Linked DNA regions of Homo sapiens: region 1 is linked to region 2. The links are chromatin loops, found by intact Hi-C in ENCODE. Cell type or tissue: heart right ventricle. All regions are shown on one strand. Each heading gives the region's core, and the rest is flanking DNA. Links, peaks and the distances in the headings are about the cores only.

Evidence for each region. A loop is a pair of places that touch in the nucleus more often than their neighbours do. Peaks named below come from ENCODE experiments on the same cell type or tissue, not always from the same donor. Only the 100,000 strongest peaks of a DNase experiment are listed, where the experiment ranks them.
Region 1: it touches region 2 in a loop (1.8-fold over the local background); 2 of 110 quality-filtered maps call a loop at or near these places.

What each region holds. Positions count from the first base shown.
Region 1 is chr15:57,819,178-57,831,490 of GRCh38, forward strand. No RefSeq gene overlaps it. Among named protein-coding and RNA genes, the nearest start is that of POLR2M, 120 kb to the left of the region's middle. RefSeq lists a silencer at 8,002-8,061. In heart right ventricle, for the core only: no CTCF peak of the experiment used is centred there; no DNase peak of the experiment used is centred there.
Region 2 is chr15:57,763,435-57,775,747 of GRCh38, forward strand. The region is part of intron 4 of LOC105370834 (a long non-coding RNA gene); the gene reads left to right. Among named protein-coding and RNA genes, the nearest start is that of POLR2M, 63 kb to the left of the region's middle. In heart right ventricle, for the core only: no CTCF peak of the experiment used is centred there; a DNase peak (open chromatin) is centred at 6,027; H3K27ac peaks cover 1,503 bases.

The sequences.
Region 1 (12,313 bases), core at 2,191-10,190, 56 kb after region 2:
TCTGCCTCAGCCTTCTGAGTAGTTAGGACTATAGGCATGTGCCAGCATGTCTAGCTAATTAATTTTTTTTTTTTTTTTTAGAAATGGAGTCTTGCACCAGGCATGGTGGTTCACTCACGCCTATATTCCCAGCACTTTGGGAGGCCAAGGTGGGTGTATCATTTGAGGTCAGGAGTTTGAGACCAGCCTGGCCAACATGGTGAAACCCTGTCTCTACTAAAAATTCAAAAATTAGCCATGTGCCCTGTAGTCCCAGCTACTCGGGAAGCTGAGGTGGGAGGATCACTTGAACCCGGGAGGCAGAGGTTGCAGTGAGCTGAGACTGCCCCACTGCACTGCACTGCACTCCAGCCTGGAAGACAGAGCGAGACCCTGCCTTAAAAAAAAAAAAAAGATGGGGTCTTGCTATGTTGCCCATGCTGATCTCAAACTCCTGGTCTCAAGTGATGCCCTTGCCTCAGTCTTCCAAAGTGTCGTGTTGGGTTTACAGGTGTGAGCCACTGTGCCTGGCCTTTGCTTGGGTTATTGATGACTGTCATCACCTCTAAATTGGTCCTACGCCTGGACCCCCTCCAGTGTTTCCCATGTAGCCTTTCCTTTACACTGTTCTGGCTGTGATACACCATTGCTCAAAATGTCCAATTGCTGTCTGTTGTCCTTGGAATAAAGCCCAAACTCCTAAGGAAGAGTTCAGAGGAGTTAAGAAGGAAGATCCTCCTCAATCTGGCATGACCAATATTTCCAGCCTTGTCTTCTAACGCATGACTTCTTGTACCTCAACTATTTCCTGTCCTTTCTTGCCTACCTGCCTCTGCTTCCGCCTAAACTGTTCTTCCTCATCACTTCATTTCTTCATGTGGAATTCTTACCAAGCCTCATGTAGTATAAAGTCGCTTCTCATGAAGTTTTCCCTCATCTTTGGGCTCTGGGTTCTCTTTTACTTAGGCACTGTTATACTTTGCTGCCTTAAAAAATAAATCCTGAAATCTCAGGGGCTCAACCTAGTACTTATCACTAACATCAGAGTCTGGTGTGAGCCAAGAAGCTCTCCTTGGTAGGTCTTTTCCAGTGGTGACTCAGGGAACTCAGCTGCTTCCCTCAATGAACTCATCCATTCCAGGATTATCCAATTCCATGGGTGAGGAGGAGAGAGGGAAGTCCTGGAAGAATGCATGCCTGCTTTTAATGGCCTCAAGCCAGGAGCTATCTATCACTTATACTCACAATCCCATTGGTGAGAGCACAATCATAGGGTCCCAAACGAACTATGGGGGAGGCTGAAAAATGTAGGAAAGCACATGGACGTTTGGTTCACACTGCTTTGCCAGTGGCTCTTCCAGCAAGGTCACCAGCTGTCGCAGTTTGCCTGGGACTGTCTGGGTTTCAGTACTGAAGAGTCCCATGTCCTAGAAAAACCGTCAGTTCTGGGCAGACAGAGAATGTTGGTCACCTCCAGTCCTTTGTTTGTAATTCTGTACAACAATTTCACAGTTATGTATGTTTCTACTTCATCTAGATCTAGATTACTAACTTCTAGGAAGCAGGGGCTGGATCACAGGGATCTTTTTCATCCCCTACCAGGTCAAGAATATTGTGTGTACAAAGTAGATAACCATAAATGTAGGGATAGGTTTTAAATGTCATTTTGTTTTTTGACTACATGAGTAATACACATTTAGTGTAAAAACAGGTGAACAGACAGAGAAAAAACAGTTTTTAAAATTACCTTAATTACTAGCCCTTTTTAGAAATTACCATTTAGCTTTTGGAGTACACACATACTCACATGCACACATGCCTGAGAAGAGAATATATGGGAATTATAAAGAAAAATTAGATGATATTTCACAGGTTGTTCTGTAAGTTCTTTTTCTCATTGAATAATATATTATAAATGTCTATAGCATTAAATTGAAAATGATATAATTAAATGACTTGCATTTGTTGAGCCCAAATTGTAATATATGCAGGAATGCTGGTATGATTAGCAGCTGTATCATGTTCTATAACTTGGCATGCTAACCATTTTGTATAATTGAAAGGTTGTGTTTCCCTTTTTGAAGTAAATGCAAGGGACGTGAATTGTTCCAGAACACAGCAAAAGATAGACTGCTACCCAGTTTATTACATAAAGCAAGCACAACCTTGGTACGCATAACCGATCAAGATACCATTAGTGTATTAGTCTGTTCTCGTGGTGCTAATAAAGACATACCAAAGACTGGGTAATTTATAAAGGAAGGAGGTTTAATTGACTCACAGTTCCACATGACTGGGGAGGCCTCACAATCATGGTGGAAGATAAAAAAGGAGCGAAGTCATGTCTTAATGGCAGCAGGCAAGAGAGCGTGAGCAGGGAAACTCCCCTTTATAAAACCATCAGATCTCATGAGACTTATTCATTATCACGAGAATAGCATGGGAAGGACTGCCCCCATGATTCAATTACATCCCACTGGGTCCCTCCCACGACACATGGGAATTATGGGAGCTACAATTCAAGATGGGATTTGGGTAGGGACACAGTCAAACCATATCAATGAGCAAAATAAAACTACAGAGCAAGATCACTTTAGGAATGTTGATCTTAAATGAAATACAAGAAAATAATGTAAGATGATATTGAATAAATTAATAATGATGATAATAATGCAAGCTAACATTTGTAGAGGTCTTTCTATGTGCCAGCCAGGGGTCTGAGTTCTTTATATACACTGTGAAGTACCATTGTAGAGATGAAGAAACTGAGGTACAGAGAGGGTAACTTGTGCAAGTTTATGTTACTAGTAACTGCACACAAAGATCACATCGGGCTTTGGCTCCAGCAGTGCATGAATAGACCATTTCAAGGAAATGTGATACAATGTAGTACAACAATAGGTTCAACAAGGAAAACAAAGATCATATTGATAGATTTCGATGCTTGGAGACAATGCCTCTTTTAATGAAAACATTACAGAAAAACAGGAGCAGAATATTTGTTTATACCAAGGAGTACATTTTTCAAACTAATGCATTATTCTGTTAAAAATCAAAGCATGGATTCCTCATTTCTACCTACCAGGAACCAAAATATCAATCACCTAGGAATATTTTATAGGATGTACTAAGTTTTCTCTATTCCGGGAAATTAATACTTGTTCTTTATATGAAAATTTGGATGGAAAGGCTAGAAAATCACAATGAAAAGAATCAAAATCTCCCATATACCCATTCTGAGATAAAAAAATCTCCCGTATAACTGTTCTGAGATAATTCCTTAACATTTCTATGCATATAATTTCTTTTCCATACTGAATTAGGATTATACAATTATACTATTTTGAAATTCAGTCTCTTTTCAGTTAAACATATACTTTGAAAAATATCTTCTCATTAAATACTCTGTCACATGTGAATTTTAATGGCTGTGCAGTATTCCCTCAAGAGGATGGATCAGATTTTAACCTCTAATGTTGAACACTTGGGTGGATTCCGTTCTTCAGCTGTTATAAACAACAATGCAATTAATATTCCTGTCCCTAAACTCACTTCCACAGCTCTGACATTTAATTTAGGTTAAGTTCTTAGAAAAGAGTTCCAAAATTTTTGGTGTACATTGCCAAAATACCTTCCTAGAATATTTGCACTAATTTATACTCTTACCAGTAGTATAGAGTGTCATGTTCCTCACTCTTTCACTTTCATCTACCAATATTATCTACCTCCTTATCTGCAGGTTCTGCAACAACTATTTACATAGCATTTGCCTTGTATTAGATCGTATAAGTAAGCTAGAGATGATTTAAAGTATAGGGGAGTTTACATGTGTGCATAGGTTATATGTTAATACCACGCCATTTTATATCAGGGACTTGAGCATCCATGGATTTTGGTATCCATAGGAGTCCTGGAACCAATACCCCAGGGATACTGAGAGATGACTGTAATTCAAATGAGATATGGGTGACATATATGAGATAGATGTGTGACACATATGTGTCGTATGTGTGACAGAATGTTACTGTGAGTTGTGATTACTTTGAATAAAAGAAGAGATGCATCTTGCACTTGAATAGGATGAATATATAATATGAAGCTGTCCGCTCCTCCCAAAATGTAATACAATGCCAACAGGAATTTTCTTAGAATTTTCCTAAATGATTCTAAAAGTTACCTGGAAGAATGAGTAAGGGAGAATTCCAACAAATGTTCTAAAAAAGAAAAGTAAAGAGAGGAGGCATCCCCATTAAAGTTTTAGAAAGCAGTGTAATAGTTAAAGCAATAGCCGAGCAAACTGGAGCACATCCCCTTCTGATGAGTGCCAGGCAACTCTTCTGTATGTGTTAGCTGATGGGGAAAGGGGTCTTTCCACCAGCTGATAAAAACTCTTGGAGCTCAAGGTTGTCAAAACCACTTCATTCCCCAACTGTCATTAAGAGCAGAAAGAGATCCAAATAGAACTTGGTTGTTTTCCACAAGGCCTTGCTTTCCATGGGAAGGGGACGTCAATGGTAACTAGAAGTGCTATCATTGGGCCAAGCTGCCTCTCTTATCTCATAGTTTATTTAATGTGATAAAAATAGCTATGTCGGTATCACACTTTTAACTTTTTAAAGAACGTTCTGTTACACAAATTGAGTGCGCAGAGAGAACTGGGAGGCACAACGCTATCTCCAAATAATAGCCATGGTGCTCTGAGAATTCTTGTGATTGTGTTGAGGGGTGGGTATGGGGCGGTATGAGGGGTGGGTATGGCCTCCAGCTTGGCCAGCATTGGCTGTGTTAGAGTTTGCTGACTTAAAGACAGAAAAATAGAGCTGTCTGTGACCCCAACTCAGACTTTGAAAATACCAGAGATTAAACTCTTTCCCTGGCTGCCCTTGTTTAAAACATGTTCCTCTGACGACTCATGGTCAGTCTGTATAAAAACACAAATTCATTTGCTAAAATCCATCTGTAGGAGACTTTCCCATATGATGTTGTTCCACAGCTCATTTGATGTAAAGAATAATTTGAAAGGAGGACACCACCAACACGTAATGCATTTAGAAAGGGAGAGAGATACACACTTACCAACCCACCTCACACAGGCTTTACAAACAGCAATGTCAAACTAGTTGGCATTGACACCCAAGCCCTCTGAGTTCAAAGCAAGAGCCACCTCAGAGTTTCCACCATCTGAAGAGGACCTTGGCTTTTTGCTTTGAAGTATTTCCTTTGAAGGTCAAGGTAGAGGGGCCTTGCTGACTAAAGAAATTGCTAATCTATAGAAGGATGTGGCCTCTGCTCCATCACACATTTGTAATGTTCACATGAGGTTAACAAAACAAATGGTTTTGACTGTAATGCGTGAGCTGGGGCCGGCCTTTCTTTTCAACTTGTCCCTGTCACTGGAACACTTCTGAAGGATAAGGTGGGACCCAGCAGGGTCTAAACCAGTTACTGAGTTAATTTCAAGTTTCTTGAATCCCCACGATCATCCAGTCAGAGTTGGTGTCTGCAAACAACTGCTGATTGTCAAGATTATGCAGACTGGACTTAGAAGACCTGGCTCAAAATCCCAGCTGCCCTTCTGAAGCAGGGTCATCCCTGGCAAGTCTCTTCATGGTTATACTTATCCACCTACCTGTACTAATTCCTGCTGAAGAATTTCTTAAGTAGAACCATTTAAAAACCCAACATTTTCTGAGATTTTTTGAGCCTAGAAGCCAAAAGTAGGTAAGACTTACAAACTGAATCCAAAGAGATAGATGTCTTGGCACGTAAGACAAACTCCATCCCTGAGACAGGCTGAGCCTCGGCAGAGTTTTGCTGATGAGAGTGACTGGGTAGCTAATAAGTGTTCAGTAGTCAGCTCCCTTATACTCAAACCACCTCTCTTCAATGCAACAAGCATCACTAGAATATTTGTACTGAATGAATCATTTATTTTGGTATCTCCAGTCCCCAGCACAGTTCTAGGCATATAGTATTAGTTGAATTCAGTTAATTAGGAAATGTAGCATGTTCTCTGTACACTCACTCCTACCCCCATCCACACAAATATTTGGCTTACATTGTGAGTATACTAAAAATAATGTGTATTACAAATTGAATCTTAAAGACTTTCTCCATCTGGAGGAAATGGGTTGTCTAGAAGCATCAGAAAAACTGGACATGTCAGATAACTACAAGAAACTTTGATCAAATATTTTGTTTTGAGATTGATGCACGTAACACATACCCCCAACCTCATCTTCTCTGATAAAGTCACTCATGGGATTTGAAATGGATGTTGCATATGCCAGCTACCAAATGGCCTGTCACAGAGCCCCAAAGAATCATATGTTTGGATAAAGTCCCTCCAGCCCCTCTGTTGTTGTTTATCTCGAGTCCTAATTGAAGGGGCTTCTTCCATCTCAGTTTTTTTTTTCCCAAGTAAATACCACCCAGAAAGCTAGGAGATCAAGAAAGTGTGCAAGATGGGTGGGGATAGGCTATATGATTTTAAAAAGGTAAAAGAACAGGCTTGCTTGGGGCTAAAAGAATAATTTTGGCTATTCCAAATTAGGATTCCATATGTAAATACGAACATAGATAAATACATATTTTATATATACATTCATATATACATTTATATTTCTCTCTCCCCCTCCTATCTAACTATCCATTCATCCATGTCATTTGCTCCTATATCTGAGAGCATAGGGTGTGTAAATTTTAAAATTTTAAACAGTTACCTTAGTGCTCGGGCAAATGGAGTCAGTTTTCTCTATATTCACAGCAATTTGTATCTTTCTAAGGCACAAAGGTCACTGAATCTTCATTAAGACCCTATAAGGTAGGGAGAGTGGAAATCATTTTCCTGATGTGAAGGTAACTAATATGCCCAGGTCACCTTGGGAGGCTGACCCTCCCCTCACCCAGGAATCGGACTAGGCTGAACAAGATTGGATGCTCTTCCCAGCCCCTTGGTGGTCTGGATCATAGAGGAGGGTCACGAATACCCTTTGTCCCATTCCTGCAGATGCTCTCCTAAGTGGGCGGTGGGCTTGTCACCCTGAAGCCTTTCAGGCTCTCCTGTGAGTGAAGACCCCTGTGTGGATACTCTGAAGAAATCTGTCAGGAGAAGGTTGCTGAAATCCCAGTGTGGATACTGGGTGTGCCAGTGATGTGTCCACCATTTGGTCGCTTCAAGAGATGTTGGTTCAGCTGCTTGGGAGGGATGGGAATGATATCTGGGGATGCAGGGCCAGAGGCCCAGATTGTTTCTGAGACATGGCTTGATGGTTGTGATTAACTGGGGAGACTGAGGTGGAACAGCTTCATAAGAGATAAAGGGGTTGATGTGTTAGAGACGCGGGAAGGCCCAACCATGAATTCTGTTGAAAACAAGCAGTATTCAAACTTTAATTATTTAAAAAAGAAGTGTTTGCAACAATTGCTTTATGTTCAATTCCCCTTCAGCCTATTTTCCTCATTGCTACCAGAAGTAAACCAGACACTGTGGGTGTGACTTTGATTAGAACCCTTCAGTTGTGTGGAATGTTAGCTGGAGTTTTCTTCAGCAGTAGAGCCCTGGGTAATTTGTTCCTCTTCTTCCCTCTACTTTTCTGTTTCCCCCCACCCCCTCCCCCCCAACTTTTTGGGTATATTTTTCATATGTAGAAAACAAATATTATTGTAAAACACGTTAAATGTATTTTAAAAGAAATCCTTTGACATATTTCTTTGCCCTTAGAAGAATAAAGTGTATATTTATCCCTGAGGAGAAGACCCTCCCTCCCTGGTTCCTGTCTTCACTAGTGTATATCCACCTGCGAGCCGCATATGCACCTCCAGGTTGTGGCTGCTCCCCACCTCTCTCTCCCCCCGGCCCTCGATTTTGTGCCCTTGCCCGTGTTCTTCTGCACAGAGGCCTCTCGCTCCTGTGTCCCCCCGCCTAATACTTTTCTCATCCTTCAAGACTCGGCCTAGGCATCATCTCCCAAATGACACCTGCTCTGACCCTACCCCCCACATTGGCAGGCATGGCCATAGTAAACAAACACACAGTCCTGAACAGTTGTTAGAAGTTGGTTCTGATATGACTCATACCTAGAGCAAAAAGGGAAATGTGAGCATATCAAAGACTCAGAGTGTCTTTGTGGAATACACAATGATCATCTAAGTTTGATTTCCTGCTTAACTTCAGGATTGACTCACAATATAACTTCCTGGTGGGAACGACAGAAAAAGTAAATTTAGAGTTATTATAACAATTATAATCCATTATATTTATATAGGGTTTAGAGTTGACAAAATGCTTTCATAACGATGTTGTATTTGACTCACAACCAATGCTCTGAGCTGTGCATGGTACAAACTCAGTTTGGATGCCAAACAGTTTTGGAGATAAGGATGTCAGGGTTTAGAGAGGTAAGTTACCTGGTTCACAGTCCCACATGTAATTAGCACAAGAGCCAGGGTGAAATCAACTCCAAATCCTCTGTTCTTTTGTTATATAAAGGGCCTTTATGACAAGCCACAGTGTTGGATATACATTAACATATACTGAGTCGAGAATCCATCTAGGGTTTGAATTGCCTCTGCTCTTCTCCCACACTGCCCCCTTTTCAATGTACACATCTTGTCACCCAGCTCCTGATCACCATGCCCAGAGACAGGTAGCTTACTACATCCTCTTCCACCTTTTAGCAACTTGGATAAATCAAAACTTCGATTATAGAATTCCTCATGCCAAATACTATGCTCAGTGTTTTACAAATTAAAAAATAATCCCATGTGATAGATTTGCAGAGGAAGAACCTGAGATAGACAAAAGGTTAAGTATCTCATTTATGGTCATACAGCAAGTTAGTCACAATATTGGGATTCAAACCCAGTTTGTTTGACTCCCACCGTATTATGTTTGGCCAAAACCAGACTTCCTGTGGTTTTTAATAGTTGGCTTTATTTCTTGGTGCCCCTCAAAAATAGTATAAAGTCTCTTTTAAGTGAGAGTACTACAAGTGTTGACAGGCGGCAGGCAGCTGCTTTGTTTTCTGAGAACCTCCTCATCTCAGGCCAGAAATTACCACAGCCCCTAAACAATTTCAAATTCCCTCTCCAACACTCCAGTCACTCTCCTTTGCATCTTTCTTTCTTTTCTTTTTTTGAGACAGAGTCTTGCTATGCTGTCTAGGCTGAAGTGCAGTGGCTATTCACAGGCACAATCATTGTACACTACAGACTTGAATTCCTGGGCTCAAGCAATCCTCCCATCAGCCTCACAAGTAGTTGGGACTACAGGCATGGGCCATTATGGCTGGCTTTCTCCTTTGCATTTTTGCCATTCTATGTCTTTGTGAAAATATGGCACACAAAATGAAACGTAATACTGTAGGTATGGCTTGACAGAACTATGTATAACACAATTAAATTTGAGTTATCCTCTGTTAATAAAACCCCTGTCTATTTCACATGTGCCAATACTAAGCAATGGTTCCTGCATCCTGACCTTGGGCAACAGTTTTTTTGTTTGTTTGTTTGTTTTAACTCAAATATAGAACTTCACACTTAACCCTGGAAAACTTCATTTTAAATTTGCCCCTCTTTAGGGCCTGTCAAGATCTGTTTGTTAAGAACCTGTTTCTACTATCTCTCATATTTATTTGCTGCTCCACTTTTGTATAATCTACAGGTTCATTTCTTGTGTATTTTCATGCTAGATATTGGTTTAAAACAATAACAAGAAAACATCCCCCAGTTTGACTTCTATCCATTTACTATAGACATTCAACCCTTTATGAATTATCCTAATCACCCTTGAATCCTGTTTATCTTTTCTCCAGTTTGTCCACATAGTTATCAAGGAATCTTTTACCAATCTTGTTGAAATTTAGCTATATTGATGTGGTCATCTTGCAGTTCTATCCCCAATAAAATTTATTTATCCATTCGTTGGTTGCCGTTTACTTACCATTTCACAATACCGACCACAGTAGAAAATACAATTATAAACGTGACACAGTTTAAACTGACAAGATGCTTATATGGTAGATCAAGTGAAAACACACACACAAGATGAACATATGAGAGAAGAGTGTGGTCAGCCAGTGAGAGGGGTACCTACCATCCAAGGTTCTGTGGGTCTGACCAACGTAGAGACAGAATGGGATCAGGAGAGCAAGGGGAGCTCCTGTAGTCACATGACATTTGAGCTGCAAGAGACATTAGGAATCATCTAAGTCTGATCTTCCTTCTAAGGAGGAAACAAATCCATAACTTGGAGGGAAGCTGCCTGAGATTACAGCTAGGCAGTGGCAGAACTGGATTCTTTGGATCTAAGTTCCCACCTCTTTTTACTACACTGTCTTCTCTGGGTTCCCATTTCCATCTTACCCCTCTATATATGTGTATCTTAGGATTAAAATTAAAATTATACAAATAAGCTTCAGATTTTGATTCGTAAAACATTTTCTATGAGTATAGAATATAATAGACTCATGCTTGGTTTATTGCATTTGGGTTCCAAAGTCTTCGTTAAAAGATGTGTCAACTGAGGAAGCAAATCAATTAACTGTGAATACCACTGCCGCTGATGCCCGCCACTCCCTCTGCGTAGCTCTGAACTGCTTGCAGCCACTCTCTGAGCATGCATCAGCCTCTTTTCCATCCCTTTCCCTTCTCTGGCATGTTCCCCAAAGCATACTTGAAATGAAATTGAAGTCCCCTACTTTTCAGTTTTAATTCAAGCCTTGGACTCGAACCTGGTTAGCCACAGGTGAAACTACTATGTCATTTTATTCCTTTGAGGGAAATAGAAAAATGAAACTGATATTTAAGACGTAAGAGGATGCGTTCAACTTAGAAAAGAAATGAGCTAAATGTGAAAATGAACTACATAAACAGAAAAACAGTAGTTAATAAGCAAACAGCAGATTTGCTTATTTGCAGACTCTAGCAAAAAGAAACTTTAGGGAACCTAAAAAAACACAGAATTAGAAAAGGAACAATTCACCTAAAGAATATAAAACAATCATATAAGTGAATTGTATATTTGTAAATACTTCACAGAAATGATTTTTCTAAAAAAAGTATTAACCAAAAGTAGAAATCCTGTGAAAAAATTAATAACTGTGGAAGTAATGGAGGCTGTCAAACGGCCATCCTTAAAAGGATCCCAGACCAGGGATTCACTGCCTAATACTTCCAGACTTTCCTTCCAGACATTTAAGTGATAGATAATTCCTGTGTTATATAAAACCTTCCAGAGAAAGGAAATAGGAGGAGCTTCCTAATTTCTATGGCCTCATTCCGAACCTGATAAAGCCGGTGAAGTAAATAGGCAGTTGAAAACCATTAAGAACAAAGAAAGTTAAAGACCAACCTCTCTTGATTTAACGAAATAGCAGATAGAATTAACTAATACATTAAGAGATGGATATATCACAAGCTAGTTGAGTTATCCCAGGAATATAAGAAGGTTCCACATGAAAAATGCACAATATAGCACGTTAATTTTAAAATATGCCCCTTAATTGATTAAACACCATTCAAAGTTCAAAACAGTTTAAGACTAGAAACCTGTTTCCCTAAGAAGGTGAAGAGTAGCTATGCCAAATACTTAGTTAACATTCTATTATATATAGAGCAAATATTTTTGGAAATATTAAATTAACAAATCTTATTTCCCTTTTGAGTCTTATTCCCCTGGTAGCCCTCCATTTCCCAAACTAGAAGGTGCTACTTGAGTTCTACACCTAATGTAGATTTCAAATTCTGTCTTTTCTTTGACATAATGGAAACCCAGTCTGAATGACTGTTACCAGAGATGTCCCACAGATTGACATCTTGGCCATGGAGTGGATGTTCTTCAGTGGGGGAAGGATATGACAGAGAAAAAGGTTGCTGTTACCAGCACAAGGGTGTGGAAGGAAGCGGGGGGAGAGGAGAGGAGATACAGCTTCAAAGCATGTAAGATGAGAGAATGTGCTCCTATCTCTCTCCTGGATTTTTAAAGCCTGGGACAAGAGAGGCATTGGGTAGCATGAGGGACGCTGATGATTCTTATTTAGGCCTCTGGGGGCTGCAATTTTGCAGATGGTACCTTCACCAACATGAGGAGGGTACCCTGGCCCAGCATTGCGTCAGAGATGGGAGGGGTCTTGAGCAATGTCAGAAGCTCTTCTGCCCCCTCAGAGAAGGAGCTGGAAGGAAGGGAGTGGAATTGGGAGTAGCGATCCTGACAAGGACCTCATGGGGAGAAGCCTGGTGACCTGCAGCTGAGCTAGATGAAGCACATGGTGGGAACTCAGAGGGTCTGTCTACAGGTCTAGAACAAGCTTGTCCAACTTGTGGTCTGCAGGCC
Region 2 (12,313 bases), core at 2,401-10,400:
ACACCCCTCTCAGGGGCTTGGGTGCCTAAGTGGAGCGACAAGAGACCTCTCCTGCTGTGTGCTGTTTGTCACCTGGATCCCAAAGCAGCCCTACTGTTACTGTTTCATCCAGTTCCTCTTGACAACACCCTCTTTCCTTTTGCCCTAACTTTCTCTCTCTGGAGTCCTGAGAGATTTGGTAGGGATGGGTCCATGTGACAACTTCATTGTTCTCATCTCTCTCCTTTATCTTACTAGACCCTGCAAATAGCTGCACAGTTCTTCCTTAGCCCCAAATTGGAGGTCTCTACTCATGTCAGCTCATATACAGTCAGACCCAGGAACCCAGGCAGACCTCGGATTCCCTTTGATATGCCCTAGCACACTGTGCTGTATAACCAGTGAGCAGTTCCCTTTAATGTAGAGAAATTCTTGAGTTGAAGCTTGAGAAGCAATGAAGTAATATTTTTGACTTGGAAACCACAAATCTAGTAAAGTGAAGATTTTCTTCATTCTTGTAACTCAGTAAAAGTCTTTCTAGTTAATTGTATTTTTTATTTTATTATAAAATGTACATAAAATTTACCATCTTAACCAATTCTAAGTGTACAATTTGGCATTAAGTACATGTACACTGTTGTGCAACCATCACCACCATCCAACTCTAGAACTTTGTTTTTCCAAACTGAAACTATGTACCCATTAAACAAAAACTCTTCACTCCCTTCAGCCTCTGGCAACCACCAGCCTATTTTCTGTCTCCATGAATTTGACTGCTCTAGGTACCTCATTTAAGTGAAATCATACAGTATTTGTCCTTTTGTGACAGGCTTATTTCACTTGGCATGATGTCTTTAAGGTTCATCCACATTGTCATGTGTCAGAATTTCCTTTTAAAGGTTTACTGATGTTGTATTGTGTTTATATATCAGTTTATCCATTCATCTGTCAATGGATATTTGGTTTGCTTCTATCTTTTGGCTGTTGTGAATCACATTTTTAATTTTAAATTTTCTAGTAGCCTCATTAAAAAGTAAAACAGGTGAAATTACTTTTAAAAACGTCATTTAACCTATATCCACAGCTTTATAATTTCAACATATAATCAACATAAAGCATTTATTAGTAAGGTATTTTATTTTTCATGCAAAGTCTTTGTTATCTGGTATGTATCTTAAATTTACAGCACATCTCCATTTGGGCTAGCCACATTTCCAGTGCCCAGTAGCCACATGTGGTCATTGGCTATCTTATTAGATGGTGCAGATCGAACTCATCATAGGGGTAGAGTTTGGGGATCCTAACAAGACCCCCTTTCCATGTCCTTGGATTGTCTCTGAGAGAGCCAGTGTCTCAAATGAATCCTTGGCATGTTATAGATTGTTATCACTTCTTAGCTAATTTCTCAGACACGTGCCTGGAGTTCTGAATTTCTGTGGCTCCAGATGTTTTAACTCCATGTTCAAGCAGCCATTCCAGCTGACATTTTGAAAATGAAGGAGAATGATTTACATCCTTGCTGGGCAGAGGGACACATGCCATTACTTGCATAATCCAAGTTTGTTATGCACTCAACATACTCAGGGCACCAGATATATTTTATTTATATGTGGCCCAACATACTGATTATATTTCATATGGACCTGCATATGCATCTGAAAATAATACTGCACCACAACCTTCTGTTTATTCTTAAATCCAGTGATGACCCATTGAGCACCTCTCATGGGCCAGGCACATGCTAGGCACTGGGGGGTCTGCCCACAATGAACAACACAGTTCCTGTCCTCAAGAGGCTTGAGCTGCAGCTGGTGGTCTCTCCCTGGCTGCAACCTTGACACTGGTTGCCATGAAACGGGCATGCTCCATCCTTCTCTGCCTGGGCAAACCTCTGCAGTTCTTTTCTCCCCTCTAACCTGAAACTTGCATTCTTTTGATTGTCCACGCCAGTGGTAAAAGAAACATTTCTCTTTGGAACTTTATAGGTTATTGTGTCATGTAAATGACATGGGAATTTGGGGGCTTTTATAAATATCAAGGTGAAGACTGTCAGAAAATTACCAACAACTGAAGCCCACTAAATGATAGCCAGGGTAGCTAGGGTGAATTTTCTCCACATCCCCAACTCCCAAAATGGGGGTATGGGTTTTACTGCACAAGAGTTTTGTTGTGTTTTGTTTTTGTTTTTGTTTTTTTTGGATAATGAGGGCCCAGGTGGCTTAGTCCATGTCATGATCAGCGTGCTTCCTACAGAGAGGCTTCATAATCTATGGTGTGAAGGCGTCAGGTGAATCTGAGCCTAATTTTTTTCTGCCTATTCAAAAAACATGCAGGTGATGCCTGAAAATGCCCTTAGTCCTCTTTCCTCCTCCCTGTTCACATTCATGAGAAAATCAGATTGTCAGGAGTTAGAACACGTGGGCCCTGCCCGAGAATTAACTGATTGGTGCGTCCTTTGAATTGAGGTCTTTGAGCTATATCCACATTTCCTTAGGGAAAATTCCTTCAGATTGGTACGTTCTAATTAGTTACCTCATTGTGAATAAATGCTTCCATTCAACTGATGTCTGGAATTTTAGGTTAAAACTGTGTGGATTTGAATGGAGGCTATTCTTCACTTCAAGTTTCTGGGGACCTCAGGTAAGAGTTTAGTAGAGGCTTCAACTTCTGTGAGTCCCTGTTATATCCTCTCAGACATGGTCCTGGAGGTGTCCAGGGGAAAGTCAAGTTTATCTGTGTTGTTGTGCCCACCATCATCAGCCAACTCAGGAACCTGGCCCCTTTCTCTCTGCCCAACCATGTATCATCCCCTTGTTGCCCACACAAAATCTGTCAACTCTGGGCCCTTCTTCTACACTTTTCTTTGTTGAGCGTGTCTTCCCATCTTTCCAACACCAGCTCAAGCATCACTGTCTTCTTGAAGCCTTCCCTGAGAGACATTCTAAATAGTCCATGCTCTGTTCTTAGCGTCATCTGGTTCCTCCCATTTGACTCCTGCCTCAGCTCTTAGCAAAGTGTTGATGGTACATAACCTCAATAACCCTAAGTCTTTCTGGGCTGTGAATGTGGATAAGATTCCATGAGCATGAATGCTCACTTCCTGTTGACTCCAACCCCTACTTGTTGTGGGGGGATAAATCCACTTTCTTGCAACGTCTTGCAAATCCTCTAATCTTGCAGCTTCCTTCTCAGTGGAACACTTCATCTTACCTGCCCTCCTGAATCAGTCAAGGCTGCCACTCACTGCTGGCTTCTGTCACTCTGGGTTCTACTCTGCAGCCTGGTTTCTGCTGCCTAAGACAGGCTGGCATGGCTGCCCTCCCACCCTGCATGGGCCTCTGGGGCACCAAGCCTTGCCTGCTGAGCCGCAGAGCAGTGCTGACTTGGCCTGTCCCAAAATTTTCAGTTCTCTTGGTGCTGCTTTATGGGGCCAGCCTTCCCTGTTAGCACCAGGACATGTGTGTGCTGCCAGGGGAGCTGGCAGGGCTGGGTTCAACGTCCGCCCATACCTCATCACTGCACCATCTCTAGACCCTCAGGCTCACTTATGGAATCTGGATTGTCAGACTTGTGCCTCAGTTCTTCTGCCACAGCCTTAAAAAATTAAGGCAGAAATATGGGGAAGAGAGGTTGTTTGATTCTGTGTTGAAAAATGTAACTTTTATATCCTGAGACAAGTTATGTTCTATGAAAGTTCTCCTGTCCCCAGCCCTTTCTCTTTTAGACATGGATCTAGGACATTTCTAACATGCAGTTCTGAATCTCTACCTGAGAGGTGGTTGCTGCAAAAATAGAACACTGCCCTTGGGCACTGAGGCCCTTTTGAAGCATCTCCTCATGGTAATAAAAATACTAATGCCTGCATGGGAACTGTATATCTGTTAACTTCTTCAGTTCTCCGAAGGCATTATCTACCCCACTTCCTAGGGAAGGAGCTCAACTACACAGCTGGGGAGAGTTCTGCAGTTAGGCCAAGGCTTGGTGAATGGAGCACAGGCCCCCATTTGCTCCTGCAGCTGGGCACAAACTGTACAATCACTTGGGGGCGGGCATAGTCTGTTCTAATCAGGGGGGTCCTTGAGGCACTACAGCAATGTCTTTCTATTTCATGAGTTAAATTACAGGAGGCAGATGTTCTGCCAAATCCCTGTCAACTCCAGTGGGGAAGGCACCAGTTTCAAGAGGCCAAAGAAGAGACCCTGAGCCAAATGAGACATGGGATTTTACTGGGGGCTAAACACAGGGGGCAGTGTTCGGTGGCTGTGGGCTGGGCAGGAAAACCACAACTTCTTGTAAAAGGCATGCAGTTTGTGTAGGAAAACCACAACTTCTTGTAAAAGGCATGCAGTTTGTGTAGCATTTTCACTTAACACCCTTCACCCTAACAACCTCCACCTGGCAACCTTCATTTAACCTAAAACAAAGGGCCTTGATCCCCTGTGTGGCCTTTGCGCCATGGGATGGGACAGGCAGGGGGCTCAGGTGTTCTCATAGATAAGAAATGGATATCTGAGTTGGCCACTCCTGGATTCCTTAGCTCAGAACTCTGAACACACATTCAGGTGTATCTGCTGTACAGGGTCATTCTCAGGGTATATTCCAGTCAAGTTATCTTTGTCAGGTGCAGCTACCATACAGGAGGGACATGGGGTGGAGCCATTGTTCTGCCTGTTGAGGGCTGGCCTTCCACGGAGGCGGTACAAGCTGCTGGTTCTTTCATGTGCTTTCGAGGGATACAGGTAACTTTACCTGCGGCTTGAAATCTCCCCATGAAGCCTGGGATTTTATTAGGGACACATTGGACTTTGGGCTTCGCTCCTCTCAGGTGTGCACATCTTAAGTAGTTCTCTTCATCTTTCTCATCTTTCTGAGACCTGTTTTCTCAGCTGAAAAGGGGAAGGATTGGATAAGGTCACTGATTTTTTTTTTAATTGAGATGAATTCACGTACTATGAAATTCACCCATTTAAAGTATACAATTTATAGTTCTTTAGTATGTTTTCAAGGTTCTGCAGCTATCATTACTATCCAATTCTAATACATTTCTATCAACTCTAAAAGAAACCCTGTATCCATTACTAGTGACTCTGAATTCCCCATTCCCCCTGACCCGTGCCAACCACCAATCTACTTTCTGTGTCTATGCATTTGCCTCTTCTAGACATTTCATATAAATGGAATAATGACGTGTGGTCTATCGGGTGTGGCTTCTTCCAGATTGATTCATATTATAGCATTGATCACTGGTTTTTAATCTTTTATTTGAAAAGTAAAATGCCCTGAAAAGAAATTGTGGTTGGAACCTTGATAGGTAACTCCCTGACCACCTGAGGGCCCTCCCAGCCTGGCGGCAGCCTCAGAAACACATCTGCAGGACTCGTGGGCTTCACAGAACAGAGTTTGACTGGCTCTGAGCTCAATCATTTCTCAAGTGCCTTTAGGTTCAAAGACCTTGTTTCTCTGAGGTTTTCTTCAAAAATACAAATCACCCTGCCACACTTACTTAAACTTGAAATAGTTTCCAACACCCCTCTCTAAAACAATTTTCAGAGGGCAGAAAATTGAGCCAATGGGAGTCAGATGGGAGAAAAGCAAAAGACATTTAGTAGCTTTGACACTGCCTTGGAGAGGCCGTGGCAGAAGACAAACTCCGGATATCCTGGGCAGTGGCAGGCATCTGCAAAGAGAGGCCAGATAGAGAAAAGGTATGAAAGGCAGTGGAAGAGGCTGCTTTGTAATATTGCTGTGGCCAGGCCCCCAGTGATATTTCTGAGAAATGTTCTGTTCTTTGAGGCCAATAAGGATTGTATGGTCTGCAGCTGACTGGAGCTCTTCTTTCCCTGGGACCTGATTGCCTTTCTGGGCAAGGAAAAAAAAAAATCCACATAAATCTCTGTCCAAAGTCAATTATCTGAGATTTGGAGTAGTGCAGCCTGCTAACGGAAACTGCAGGCCATGTGTATGCGGCCTGGTATGTGGGACGGCTCGGAAGCTTTTCTGGCGCAGCCCTCCATCCTCACGGGAGCCCTCAGGCAGCTGCAGCAGCCTCGTCGGCTGTTATCCACCCGGCTTGGCCCCGAAGGGAGTGAGTGAGTTTCTTCTGAGTCACCATCCGCCATCTTGGTCCTGCTGTGAAGCCATGGCAGGGACACATCTTTTCTCCCTGCATAGTGCCTGAATCCACCACGGTGCCTGAGGAGAGCTCTCTATGGGATTTGGGAGAGCAGAGCTGACCAAGGAGATGAAGAGGTTTTAATAAGGGCTCTGCCTTCTTTTAGGGAAGTGCTAATATGCAAGTAGTGTTGTCTCTAGGAACCTCAGTTTTCTCATCTGTAAAATGATTGACTTCCCATCTTGTTCCAAAGACAGGTCTTTTGTAAATTCAAGGCGTTAGACCAGATGATCTCTATGTTCTTTTTGTTCTGCAGGTTCTAAAACTCTTCTGCAAGGTGGATGCTGACTTAGGATTTAGAGCCTTTCAAATATCCCAGCAGGTTCTCCAACATAACTGAATAGCCACCTTGTCACTTCCTTTCTCTTAACCTTATTCACCCAATAGGCCCAGACTTCTACCAGTTAAACTTAAGTCCTCTTAAAAATGCCTGCCAGATAAGGAGGCTGATCTAGATTAATGGAGAGTTAAGAGATGTGAGAACCTAATACAATGTGTGCATCTTAATTGGATCTTGGATCAAAAAAACCCCAACTACCTACAGTGGACATTTTTGGAACAATTGAAGTTTTGAAACAAAGCTCCCCCAGCCTTCCCCAGAATGCCTTCTTTACTCAGCTCATCCCTTCCAACTCCCACTGGTCCTCTGGGGCCCAGCTCATACCTTTACCCCAACAATACCCCCCAACCCCAGATGCTCTGGCTTGCACCGACTTCTCCCTCCCCTTGCCAGTGCACCTCACTTCTCCTGAACTCGCTTCATATTTGCCATTGCCTACAGCCTTCCTGTCGATGGGAATTGCTTCATCTGTACATGAATGTGAAAGTAGAAGTTAGAGGCCAAGGGACCCAGCTTCTCTGCTGTTCCCAGGCAACACGATAGTTTTGCTATTGAATTTGGGAAAGGTCTTCAAATTGAAATTTACTGTGTTTTTCTGCTAAAGGCAAAGTTTCATATTCTAGGCCTTCTGCTAATTTTTCAGAGCTGAGGGCAACATGGGTAAGATCAGTCTGGGTCCTGACAAAGCCCAGCCACCCCCAAGTTCAGAGCCCTGTGTTTATTTTACAACAATCAGAAGCACACAGGCTCCTTTGCAGACAGGTTAATATATCAGGCTAACTTGTGCAACGCCCCTGCTCAAACATGCCTCGTGCAGGGATCTTGAACACACTTTAAAAACTACCTTGGTAACAGGATATTAAGATGTACTTTCCTTGTTTCTTTAGAAATAGTCACCAAGGCCCCAGACTAGAGGCAAAGAGGCATTACTACCTCCCATCCAAAAGAAAGCCCCCGAAAACTGGCCAAACCACCCCCTAGGTCTTACAGAGAAGGGCCTGGGCCAGCCTATAACAATCAACCAGTCCCTTCTCACTAGCTTCGGGGGACACTAATTGTGGCTCACTAGCTTAGGGAGATACTGTGGTTTTTATCCCCTCCCCCTGTTCTCCTGGCCTCCAAAGTGTGAGGGGCTGCAAGAAAAAAATCACATCTAAAGATGAGCTCAGCCTGCAAGGGGAGATGGCACCATTATCCAATTGCATGCCTGCTTGGGCAACAGATCTGTTAGTGTCTAGAGACATTTTGGGTTGTCACGGCTGGGAAGGTACAATAGGTGTCCAGTGGGTGAGGGCCCAGGGATACTTCTAAACATCCGACCATGCATAGGATAGTCCCCCACAACCAAAAATTATTTGGCCCAGAATGTCAATAGTGCCACTGCTGAGAAATCCTCTTGTTAAATAGCTATTGATCAAAAGGGAAGGGATGTTGTTACTCCTGGGGACACCTTAATAACCGCATCATGTCCTCATGTCCTGGGCTGGCATACCTACTGATACTCTGTTCTGTGTTTTTTTTGTTTGCTTACGCGATCTGTTCAGGTTGTATCCCACACTTTTAGGGACTCACCTCAGGCATTATGACCCGCTAACTGTGTAATCCTACATAGGTGCTTTTGAAAGGTGCTGTCTTAAAAATAATAAAAAAAATTGCTGCACATTAGAATCATCTGAGGGAGCTTTTAAAGGTCCCAATATAAAAGCTGCATCCCATGTCAATTAAATTTGAATCTCTGGGGTGGAACCTAGGAGGCTGAAATTTTAAAAACTCCCCCAAATGATTCCAATGGTCTGCCAAGTTTGAGAATCTCTGCTCTCACTACACATGCCTTACTCTCCTGCTGTGTGTCATTACGTGAATCTTTCACCCTGTATCTAATTATTCCCAAATGTAGGGCCATGATTTTGAGCATCACACTGGCTTTTGCTCTATTGGTGGCCGTTTTCCCCTGGCCTTGTGTGGATCGCCTGGGCTCTCAGCCCTTTGACAGTAGTTCTGTGTCTCTAACAATGTGTCTCTGCCTTCACTGTTATTACCACTAGTTTACTCTTTGTTTCATCTGTTGCTCTTCCCCTTTGCATTAGACTCAAACTGCTTAATGCCCAGATCAATAATTTTGGCTGCTGTGAATGCTGGAACATTGGGAGGTTTTTTAAAATGATTTTTAAATTAGGTAATATATAATGAGAATAGAAATAATATATACATTGACAAGCATAATAATCAAACACCTGTTAGCTTGCCTATGCCACCCAAGAGCTCGATGACTGCCCACAGCCAGTGCACATAGTACCTCTTCATCCCTCCACTTTGCCACCAGAGTCAGCAATGTCTGGTGTTTTGTTTATAACTGTCTTCCCATTTGAGAAAAAAACTTTTTGGAAGTACAGATGGATTCTTGAACAACATATTTTGTTTTGCTTGTGCTTGCACTATACTACAATGGAAGCATGCTGCATGTGATCCTTCGTGGCTTTTTACTTTCTGTGGTGTTTTGTTGCTATGATTCATCCTTATGTCACCCAGGAGGCATTGATTCATTTTCAGGGCTGGATGATATTCCATTGTGTAACTATACACAATTTATTTACCCATTTACTGTCAATGGGCATTTGTGCTATTCTTGCTTTTTAATCATTGTGAACAGGGCCGCGGACATGCTCTTACACTTCTCCTGCTATATGTGAGCAAGCATTTCTCTAGACCGTGGCTTCTCAAACTTCAGTGTCTATACGGATCAGCTGGGGATCTCATTAATATGCAAATTCTGGTTCAGTTTGGGAGGAGTCCTGGAAGGGACAGCAATGCTGTGAATCCACAAGCCTCACTTTCAGTGACAAGGCTCTGGCACAGGATTGGCCAACTTTACCTGCTGATACCACATCCTTCTAAAGGGGTGGTGTCGATTTACTCCCTCACCAGCTATGTATTTTGATACACATCTTCTCAGTGACTTGCTATTGTTATCTCCCGGTCTTAGTTTGCACTTTCCTGACATTCATTAGGTTAAGCAATCTTTTATGTTTATTGGCCCTTCACATATATCCCTCTTTCTGTGAAATGTCTATTTGTATCTTCTGCATGTTTTTCTTTTGGGTTGTTGGCCTTCTTATTAATTTGTAGGGGCTCTTACCCTTCTTTTGTTCTCATTCAAATCCTTCATTTCTTATATGTGTCACAAATATTCACATCCAATTTGTTTTTTCTCTTTTACCTTAAATTTTTTTGAGACAGGATCTCATTCTGTTGCTCAGGCTGGAGTACAGTGGTGCGATCACAGTTCACTGCAGCCTCAAACTCCTGGGATCATGTGATCCTGGTGCCTTAGCCTCCAGAGTAGATAGGACTACAGGAACAAGACACCATGCCTGGCTAATTTTTTTTTTTTTTAAATAACTTTTAGTAGAGACAAAGTCCTGCTGTGTTGCCTAGGCTGGTCTTAAACTCCAGGGCTCAAGTGGTCTTCCTGCCTTTCTTTTACCTTTCTTTATGGTATCCTTTGCGTGGAAATTCTTAGTTTTAATATGGTTGAATTTATCCATCTTTTTTTATGTTTAGAGGATTTTTTGTATGTCTTCAACTTCTTAATCTAATAAAGTCTATAGATAATAGTATTGTACCAATGTTCTTAGTTTTGATAATTATACCATGGCACCACATAAGATGTTACGTTAAAAGGAAGCCAGGTGAAGAATACAAAGGAACTCTTTGTACCATTTTTGCAACCCCTCTATAAGTCTAAAATTAATATTTAAAATGTTAAAGTTAATCCCTGTCCTAAGGTTATAAAGATACCTATATTTGATCCTAAAAGTCTTGCTTTTCACATTCAAGTCCTTGGTCCATCTGAAATTGGTTATGTGTTTGGTGTAAGGTGTGGATTTAATTCTGCGTTTTACCCCATGGGTAGTCAGTTGTCCTGCCGTCGTTTACCAAGTAGTGTCTTGTTTGCCCAGTTCTCTGCATCACCGTCTTAGGCTACATCAGATCTACAGAGGAGGGTGGTTCCTTACAAACCTTCAAGCTATAAGCAACGCAAAGATGAAATTCTATGAAGCGTGCTCCTAGGAAGACATAGCACAGTGTCCCGAAACCCAGGTGTCCTTTACTCTGCGGTATTGCCTCTGGGTGCAGCAAGATCAATGGGACCTTTTGCCCATGAGTTTGCAGCTCATTTCAGGGCTTTCAGTCATGCCCTGCTTAACTTTGTGCTTTTGACTCTTAGACTTTGTCAGACCTGTCTTGCTCATGTTGTCTTTTGACCCACAGGCTGTTGAAGTTAGAAAGGAACATAGGGATGAAGTTTCCTAGCCTCTTCAATTGAGAGTTAGGAAAACTTGAGTTAACCGACGTATCCAAGGCTGGGTACTTGGTTGATGGAAGAGTTTAGATCAGACCCAATTTCTTGACTCCTAATTCTACACCCAGAATTGTTTTCTCTCCTGTGTTACTCTTTCCAAATACCAGCATCACTACCCACTCAGCCACTCAAGCTAGAAATTCAGAGACTCTCCTCGCTGTTCCCTACTTGCCACTCTGCACTTTCTATTATGGCCACATTCCGGTGATTCTGCCTCTGAAATCTTTTTCAAATGTATTCTTTCACATTCGTTCCCATGTCCACAGCCCTATTTCGTGCCCTTCTCGATGCTTGATTGGATTACAACAAGAGTCTCTTTATTGGCCATCTTGTTTCTAGTCATTTCTTTCTGTAATCCATTCACTTTCTTAACTACTCTTAAAATGTAAATTCTAAAACACAAACCTGGTCGTGGCTTCTTGCCAAGAGATGACTTAACTTTTTTTAAGTTTTGGTGTAAATGTGCAGGATGTTCAGGTCTGTTACATAGGTAAACGTGTGCCATGGTGGTTTGCTGTGCCTATCAACCCATCACCAAGGTATTAAGCCTAGCATGCATTAGCTACTTTTCCTGATGCTCTGAATCATCTGCTCCCAATCTACCTTCTGTTGTTGAACTCTTATCACCTTTCTCCTCTCCTCCAGGTACCAGGGCTATATCCACATTGAAATGTTGGATGCTCCGAAGAAATGCCACATGTGTCTGGGCCTCTGATACTTAGCACACGCTCTGTACACTTGGAACATCTTACACCATTTTCTACCTATTGGAATTGTATTTACCCTTTAAAACTCAGTAAATGCTGTCTCCTACATGAAGCCCTCCAGAATGCCCTAGGTGCAGCTAATCACTCATTGCATTTTATATCGTCTTATGAACATACGCTGTAACAATGGGACTAATGTTTCTGTATTTCTTACCAATCTGTGAGCCCCTTGAGTCTATAACCATATTTTTTTATCTTTGTACCTCAATTATCTGGCCCACAGAAGACATACTGTTATTGATTGAATCATTAAAACAAAATATCTAGAACATCTTTTTAATATTTAAAATGTTTTACTCTGACACATCCTTATTTTGGCATTGCTTATGTATTAGAATACTTGTAGCAATTTCAGAAATTCTATCTGCATAAACTTAAGTCAAATAAGAGACAAGTATTGGTTCACATGACTTGCTGTGAAAAGGGTAGTGTAAAGCTGACTTTCTGGGCAGCTGAAAACAAGGATTCAAATATGCTCAGAACTCTCTACTCCAGATTCTACCCTGCACGAGGGCTTTATTCCTTCCATGGATTTTCTTCCAGGGAAGTTTTGAATCAATATTAACAGCAACATAACAGAGATGAAAGAGCTTTACTCCTAAATCCAGTGTGAAACATTTTGGAGAACTCTTATTGGCTGCATTTGGGTCAAATGCTTGCCTCTAAACCATCTGGGAAAGTAGAGTCAGCTA